Regions from separate parts of the Homo sapiens genome. Here region 1 is linked to region 2. Evidence: chromatin contacts called from ENCODE Hi-C or POLR2A ChIA-PET data. All regions are on one chromosome and are shown on one strand. The core of a region is the stretch at or near the end of the contact, and the rest is flanking DNA. Distances in the headings are between cores, read along the strand shown.

What was found. Hi-C counts contacts between places; a loop is a spot of excess contacts on that map. ChIA-PET counts read pairs that join two places held with the same protein, here RNA polymerase II (POLR2A). Pooled maps may share reads with other maps.
Region 1: a loop to region 2 is called in a map of gastrocnemius medialis, with 2.3 times the contacts of the local background. The contact joins the enhancer-like site here to the promoter of TAOK1 in region 2. A Hi-C loop is called at or near these places in 3 of 168 maps with a recorded cell type or tissue (B cell, ascending aorta and gastrocnemius medialis), 5 of 37 single-sample maps with no recorded cell type and 13 of 50 pooled maps. POLR2A ChIA-PET finds 5 or more read pairs at or near these places in 7 of 52 experiments (A549, AG04450, BJ and 4 more).

Annotation. Positions count from the first base shown.
Region 1 is chr17:29,147,065-29,150,771 of GRCh38, forward strand. The region is part of intron 2 of MYO18A (myosin XVIIIA); the gene reads right to left. All of the region lies in intron 1 of LOC124903967 (a long non-coding RNA gene), which reads left to right. Among named protein-coding and RNA genes, the nearest start is that of MYO18A, 31 kb to the right of the region's middle. RefSeq lists a silencer at 1,712-2,191 and enhancers at 2,572-2,761, 2,782-2,831. Within about 2 kb of position 1,912, at least 39 of the 41 ENCODE cell types and tissues checked have a DNase peak (open chromatin) inside an H3K27ac peak, as active enhancers do; they include B cell, ascending aorta and gastrocnemius medialis, where a contact is called at or near this core.
Region 2 is chr17:29,388,357-29,392,381 of GRCh38, forward strand. It overlaps TAOK1 (TAO kinase 1), which reads left to right and starts at 2,007. Exons shown (of 20, transcript NM_020791.4): 1 at 2,007-2,668. MIR4523 (microRNA 4523) reads left to right here and starts at 2,306; the gene lies at 2,306-2,374. It also overlaps the pseudogene RNU4-34P. RefSeq lists enhancers at 1,563-1,802, 1,923-2,012, 3,173-3,412 and a silencer at 2,053-2,522.

The DNA.
Region 1 (3,707 bases), core at 662-3,161, 240 kb before region 2:
CCTGTGATCACACAGATTGTGACTGGCCAGGTGATTTGAACTCAGATTGTTCAGATTCCAGAGCCCAGCTCCTTACACACCACCACCTGCCTGGAAAACAATGGGAGGCACAACAAGCTTTTGGAGAGTGATGGGGCATGATTTAACCTGTGCCTTAAGAATGCTGAGCAGGTCAGGCATGGTGGCTTATTCCTGTAATCCCGGCACTTTGGGAGGCCGAGGAAGGCAGATTGCTTGAGCTCAGGAGTTCAAGACCAGCCTGGGCAACATGGCAAAATCCCATCTCTACAAAAAACACAAAAATTAGCTGGGTGTGGTGGTGGCATGCCTGTGGTCCCAGCTACTTGGGAGGCTGAAGTGGGAGGATCACCTGAGCCCAGGGAAGGTCAAGGCTGCAGTGAGTCATGATCACACCACTGCACTCCAGCCTGGGTGACAGAGTGAGAGACCCTGCCTAAAAACAAAAAACAAAAACCAAAAAACATTCTGAGCTAACAGGATGCAAGAGGAGGAGAAAGGAGGCTGGAAGGTGAAAGAACATTAGAAAGTCAAGGTAGTCAGGCATGGTGGCTCATACCTGTAATCCCAAAACTTTGGAAGGCAGAGGCAGGAGGATCACTTCAGACCAGGAGTTCAAGACCAGCCTGGGAAACACAGAGACCCGTCTACAAAAAATTTAAAAATTAGCCAGGCGTGGTGGCCTGCAACTGTAGTCTTAGCTACTTCAGAGGCTGAGGTGGGAGGATCAATCACTTGAGCCCAGGAGTTCAAGGTTACAGATTACAGTGAGCTACGACCATGCCACTGCACTCCAGCCTGGGTGACAAAAAAAAAAAAAAAAAAAGGAAGTCAAGGTAAAAGGTGATGCCAAATGAGAGATAAGAAGGGTCTGCCTAGGATTCTGGCAGTTGATGGGGAAGAGAGGGTGACTCAAGAGAAAAAATAAGCTGGACTTGGTGACTATTTGGGGAAGGATGGGAAATGGGCACAAGCGGGTCTGGGTGGAGATTGAGAAAAGTAAGGAAAGATACCAAGGTTTAAAGCTTGGGAAGATATATTTTGTTAAGATATATCTTAACAATGAGATATATATATCTTAACAAAATATATCTTAACAAAAGAATACTTCTCTGACCCCATTTGTCCCTCTAGTTCCCCTGTAAATCAAAACTCCTAAAAAAAAGTCTATAAGCACTGTTGCCATAAATGGGTACTAATTATATGATCCTTGTATTACAAATTTGCGGTGTGTAAAGTGTCAATAATAGAACTATATTTAGGGAGTTGGGGAGAGTCCTGTTTAAAGCACTCAGAGCTCAGGGCCAGGAGGGCCTGGAGCACTTGCTTTTGAAGTGGGAGGGCCCAGCCACTAGGGTGGCAGGTGCACTTCCAGGATGACCACTTCAGAGGTCCTCAGCACCAGCCCTAGGGCCAGTACTAGAGTCTACACCTGTCTCAAAGAAAATGCCAGCGCAGGAGTCCCTTCCCTTTCTTGGGAGGAATTATCCTTTATTCTTTTGTGTGTGTGTGTGTGTGTGTGTGTGTGTGTGTGTAAGTAACAAAATGTCACCTCGTATGAAACAGTAGTGTTAGGAGACAGCGATTGGTATTGAGGTGCCAAGATTTTTTATGAAATTCTACCAGTGCCGATAGCCAGTGGATTCTGAAGGGTTATAGGGCAGACTCCCTTTAAGAAGCCTAGGGATGGTCTCAGAGAGGAGAAGGAGGGCTGAGAGGAAACCTGGAGTGACCAACGGCGCATGCCCAGGGCCACCCCAGCCACTCAGCACCCTACGCACGGGTCAGGCTCTGTGAGGGCCGAGTCAGCCCCAGGCCCGGGGCGGCACTTCCCGGGTTGGCCCACCGGCCAGCCGGAGCCTGGGCGGGGCCAAGGGGGTGGGGCCAAGCCCAGCACATGCGCCTAGAGCCCTGGAAGCTCCGCCCTGCAGCGCCGCTGGCGCCCAGCAGAGGGTGGCAGCCCCCTTCTCATCTACCCTCCCGCTTTGCTGGGGCCGCTTTCACCTCCGCCAGGCCGGCCTCCAGGCCCCACCCCCAGGAGGCGTCCCCCAGGAGCTCCGGCCCGAGGGGGCTGCGGCGGCAAGATGGCCTCTCGCCGTCCCCAGGACGCGTAGGGCAAGAAGAGGCAGGGATGAGCTCGGTGCCCACTTTGTTTTTATCACCGCTCTATCCCCAGAACCTAAAACAGTTCCTACATATAGTAGGCATTCAGTAAATGCTTATTGATGGAATAAATGAATGAATACATGAATGCAAGGTCAAAAGACGCCAGGAAAGCCTGTTCTAGAGAGGGGCTTGTCTAGAGACAAGCAATCAGGAAGGTCAGTGGGTATGGGACGGCGAGCCACAGATCACTGCCCCAGAGGTGGTCGCCGAGGCTTGGGGCTCTGACACTCCCCCCAGCCCCTACACCCACCCAGTCCCTGCATTGGCACACCCATCAGTTTGCTCAGAGCCATGTGCCACCACACCTTTTCGGGCACAGAGCCCAAGTAGGGACGCCTGGGCTTGTCCTCTCTGCCAAGACCCTGAGTCAATCCCCAAAGACTAGGCAGGCATATGCGGCCGACTGCAGGGACCACCTGACTGGCCCGACAGCAGGCCTGCTGCTCTCTGAGGTCTCTCAGCTGCTGGGGATTTCCTCATGGCCCCCGGGGACTTCCAAATTGCCTCTGCTTTGCCAAGCTCCCCCAAGGCCCAAAGCCATGAGCCAGCCTTGAGGATCCTTTCCCAAAATCCTCCACAGCCCTGCCCCACATCTCATCAGGACTTGGGTCACTTCTGGGTCTCCTAAATGTACCACATGCACTATGTTCTCCTATCCACCCCCTCTGGTAGACAGGAGGGAATAAACATAATGAAGCATTGTTCTCTTTTTCATATAAATGACAACTCTTCTCCATTTCCACAGAAGAAAAAAAAGGAAGCCAGCTTAAGGGTCAGCCACAGCAATTTAAATAAAATATCAGTAAGGTCTTCCTGGGTGTGAGAGATGGAGGCCTGTGGTGCTTATTCTCAAAGTCAGAGAAGTTCTTCTAGACAAGCCTCAGGTTCCTCGTAACACTGGACATCCAATAAATATTTGAGAATCTGTGTGTTCACCTCTGGAGCCCCTATTGGGCCTGTTTCTAAAACCCTCTGAAGTAAAAAATAAAGCACAAACCCTATGTCCATAGAAACAGGAAGAAGCAAAAGCCTCTACCTTGCCTACCAACCCACCACCTCTGTGCTAACAGCCTGGGCCAAATCCACTGGGGCATGTGAGTACCTGTGTGTTACAAAGCTGGGCAGAAGACATCCTTGGCGAGGAAAGGAAGCGCTGCCCCAGTTGTGGTGGCACACAGCCAGGGACCTGCTGGCCCTGGGGCATTAGGATTCCAGAGCTGGTGGTGGTTGAGGTGTAGAAATTGCCAGAGAGGACAGCTCTTCCTTCTTGAGAGGAAGGGGAAATGCCACCATCCCCTGCCTTACCAGGGGGACTCTGAAGGAGGAAACAAACCTTCAAGAACACCCAACTATTTCTTTCTGGGAGCTGTTTAGAGCCGTACTGTTCAATATGGTAGCTACTAGCCATGAGTGGCTATTCAAATTGAAGCTGGCCGGGTGTTATGGCTCATGCCCATAATCCCAACATTTTGGGAGGTCTAGGCAGCAAGATCGCTTGTCTTCCTTTGATGACTGATTTTGAG
Region 2 (4,025 bases), core at 757-3,256:
AAGTGCTGGGATTACAGGCATGAGCCACCGTGCCAGGCCCAGTTCCACCATTTCTAAAAGGGAATAATAATTATACCCACCCAATATGGTTATTGTGAGGAGTAAATAAGTAGAGTGTTTAGAACTCTCTCTGGCATATAATCAGCACTCAATACGTGTTAACTATTTCACTATTTTTGTTATCATCATCATCAAATTTCAGAAACTTTGTGCAGTGGCAGTATTGTAGCCAATGAGATTTATCCGAGGTGTGATTATTGCTCATTGAAAAATCATAGGCTGGGCACGGTGGCTCACATCTGTAATCTTAGTACTTTGGGAGGCCGAAGCAGGTGGATCCTTTGAGGCCAGGAGTTCAAGACCAGCCTGGGCAACATGGCGAAACCCATCTCTACAAAAAATACAAAACTTAGCCAGCACGGTGGCATATGCCTGTAGTTCCGGTTACTTGGGAGACTGAGGTAGCAGAATCATTTGATCCTGGGAGGCAGAGGTTGCAGTGAGCCAGGATCACACCACTGGATTCCATTTTGGGAGTTCAATATATATATTACATTTTTGGGAGAAAATAAGAAAGTTTCTTTCCCAAAAAGCCAGAGAAAATCTTATTGTACCCATTGGCTCTAATTGGATCATGTGCCCATCCCTGAGCCAGACTAGAGGAAGGTCATACATACACTGTATACACGGATTGCTTAGGTCTGATCAACATGCTCCTTCCTTGGAGCACAGATCTACTATGGCCAGCCTGGTCTCGAACTCCTGACCTCAGGTGATCCGCCCGTCTCAGCCTCCCAAAGTGCTATAATTACAGGCGTGAGCCACCGGGCCCGGCCCAGAGTTAATTTTTATTCATGAAACTCATATAACAGGTTTATTTATTTCAGTCGTTTTGTTGGTTAAAGAACCAAGATTTTTTATGACTACACTTTGTGTACACTTTTAGGTTCTCTCTTTTTTTTTTTTTTTTTTGAGACGAGTCTCATTCTGTCGCCCAGGCTGGAGTGCAGTGGCGCAATCTCGGCTCACTGCAACCTCCGCCTCCCGGGTTCACGCCATTCTCCTGCCTCAGCCTCCCGAGTAGCTAGCTGGGACTACAGGCGCCCACCACCACGCCCGGCTAATTTTTTTCTATCTTTTAATAGAGACGGGGTTTCACCGTGTTAGCCAGGATGCTCTCGATCTCCTGACCTCGTGATCCGCCCGCCTCGGCCTCCCAAAGTGCTGGGATTACAGGCGTGAGCCACCGCGCCCGGCCTTACACTTTTAGGTTCTTGAATAAGTACTGAGGGAGTTTTCCCTAAAAAAAAAAAAAAAAGTTTTGAGATAAAAGAATAAAAACTCTACTTCTTCTTTGCATAGGAGTCTTTAGTTTGTTTGCTGCTCTTGTTCCAAAACTTCTCATTACTCAACCTACTAAACCCACAGACACTTTTCAAGAAGTTATCTCTTTTCTACATCACCAATATATAGGGTGGCTTAGATCTGTATTTCCAAGTCTTACTGTCGTTCCAAGAATTAGTATCAACTATTAGAATCTCAAAAACTCAACTGCATACTGATTGCGCTGCCCAGTGTACCTCTGAATCCCACGGGGGAGGGGGTGTAGAACCGAGTTGTGCAGGAATGGGATATTCCACACTTCAGGGCAAACTTATTCGCAGGATCAGTGGCGGGCTTTGGAGGTGGGAAGCAGGAAGGAAGGGGAATGCAGATAAACTCTTCTTCTTCAGATCTCCGGGGTGAAATGAATGCACCTGACGCCCGCGTGGCATTAGAAGCTCCGCGAACTCAGTGAGGCCATGCTGGACAGAGGCTGGAACTCCGGGCCACCGGGACAACTCTGCCCGTAGCAAGCCTTGCGCGCTCCTGTGAGGGCGCGCGCGCGCGCATGTAGTCGTGTCTCGCGCAGGGTCCGGCCTGTCAGGCGGAAAATCTCGCGAGATCGGAGACGGGGGATGACGGTCTGGAGGAGGGGAGTGGTGTCGGGTAAAGGGGGGGAAGCTGGGCAGCGGCCGGGCTCTGTGGCTTCAGGGCTCGGGGAGAGAGAGGGAGGGTGGCAAAGAGACTGAGTCGGTGCCGCCGCCTGCCTGAGGAGAGAGGAGGGGTCCCGCTCGCCCTGCGCCCTTCGCGGGCCGAAAGCACTAGGCACTCGCGAACATCTGAGGCCTCCCGGCCCCGGGGGACCCCGCCCCGCCGTCCGCCGGCCGGCCCGCGGCCTCTCTTCCCTTTGTGAGCGCCTCCTTACCAGGGGTGGTGTTGGTGGCGGAGGGCTGCGCGTGGGCCCGCCCGCCGAGGGGCCGCGGCGGGGGACCGAGAGGGCCTCGGCTGTGTGAGGACTAGAGGCGGCCGAGGCCCGGGCCGGTTCCCCCGAGGCGGCGACGGAGACGGCTCCCGGCACTTCCCCGCGCCATCTTAACTGAGCCCAAGCGCTGAGGGCGCCTCCTCGACCCCGGTCGTCCCCTCGCCCCCCCCCCCACCCCCCGCCGCCGCCGCCCCTTGTTGCAGAGCTTGGGCTGGGCGGCTTGCTGGGGCTCGGGGGTGGGGGGCGGCGATCTGTCGCCGGGCCCCCTCCTCCTCCTCACTCCTCACCCTCCAGGGTAGCGGCTACCGGAGCGCTGCAGGGGGCTGCGCCTGCCTGCTCCGCCCCAGACCTGTCGGCGAAAGGGTAAGGGCACCTCTGCTTTGGGAAAGGGGGATATAGAGGGGGGCGGGGAAATTCGGCCCACTCGGGCCTGTGTGTGGAAGAAGGGATGTGGGAGTGGGGTGGGGGAGGGAGAAAAGGAGGGTCTGTGATTCTGTGGGTGGGGTGAAGAAGCTGGTGAGCTGGGCGCCCTCCGGTTTTAAGGGGCGAGAGCAATTCCATTCCTTTTTCCTGAGGGTCACCGGAAGGGGTGGTGGAAGGGGGATGTTTCGAGGAAGGTGTGGCCCTCACAGGGAGACTGGGTTGATGTGCACCCCGGTTTAAAGGCGCGAGGTCCCCTTCCCCTCTGGTGCCTTTGCTCCTCTTCTCCTTTGTAGTGTCTGTGTATTCTTGGGAAGGGAGACTGCTCTGGGTGGCTTGCTGGGTGGATTCCACCCCCTAGCACAGGAAATCTATACCCCTCTTCTGTAGGGGCGATGGAAGCGTTTCTCTCCCCGTACCCTTCCCCCTTCCCCATCCTCTAGTCTACTGCAATGCTGCAGAAGTCCAAGGCAGTTTCTTCATACACAGACCCATGTATACACAGAAGGGAGGGGGAGCAGGAGAGGGAAGTAATGGCGCTTCCCTTGAAAAGGTTACTCTTTTTCCTTTGGTTTTAAATCGACGACAGTATCGTTTTAATACTCTTCCCCTGAGATCTGTCCATGGGAAGTGTATCTGTTCTGGTGTTATTGTTGGGGGATATGGCCTCTCGAGAGGGACACCTCTCCTGTTAGAACAGTTTTGATGTCTCTCTTTTTGAGAGATGTCTGGATTGACATTTTTTGTGAGCAGGTTGGATTTTAGTTAGAATTCAAATAAAATAATTTTGTACCTCCTCATCCTCATTTCCCTTTTCTTTTTCTATGACTTTTGTAGTTCATGAAGAATTATTGGCCTGGCGCGGTGGCTCACGCCTGTAATCCCAGCACTTTGGGAGGCCAAGGCGGGCGGATCACGAAGTCAGGAGATCGAGACCATCCTGGCTAACACGGTGAAACCCCGTCTCTGCTAAAAATACAAAAAATTAGCTGGGCATGGTGGCACGCGCCTGTAGTCCCAGCTACTCGGGAGGCTGAGGGAGGAGAATCGCTTGAACCCGGGAGGCGGAGGTTGCAGTGAGGCGAGATGGTGCCACTGCACTCCAACCTGGGCGACAGAGCGAGACTCCGTTTCAAAAAAAAAAATTATTAACAATTATTACATACAGACAGCCTGTCTGATTCAGGGCATTTCTCCCTAAGCTGTGAATTTTTAGGGTTGATACTGTTGTGTATAATATTGAAATTGGATTTTTTTTAAAATGGTAAGGTTACAAACCTTTCTGCAGCTGTTTCTTTGT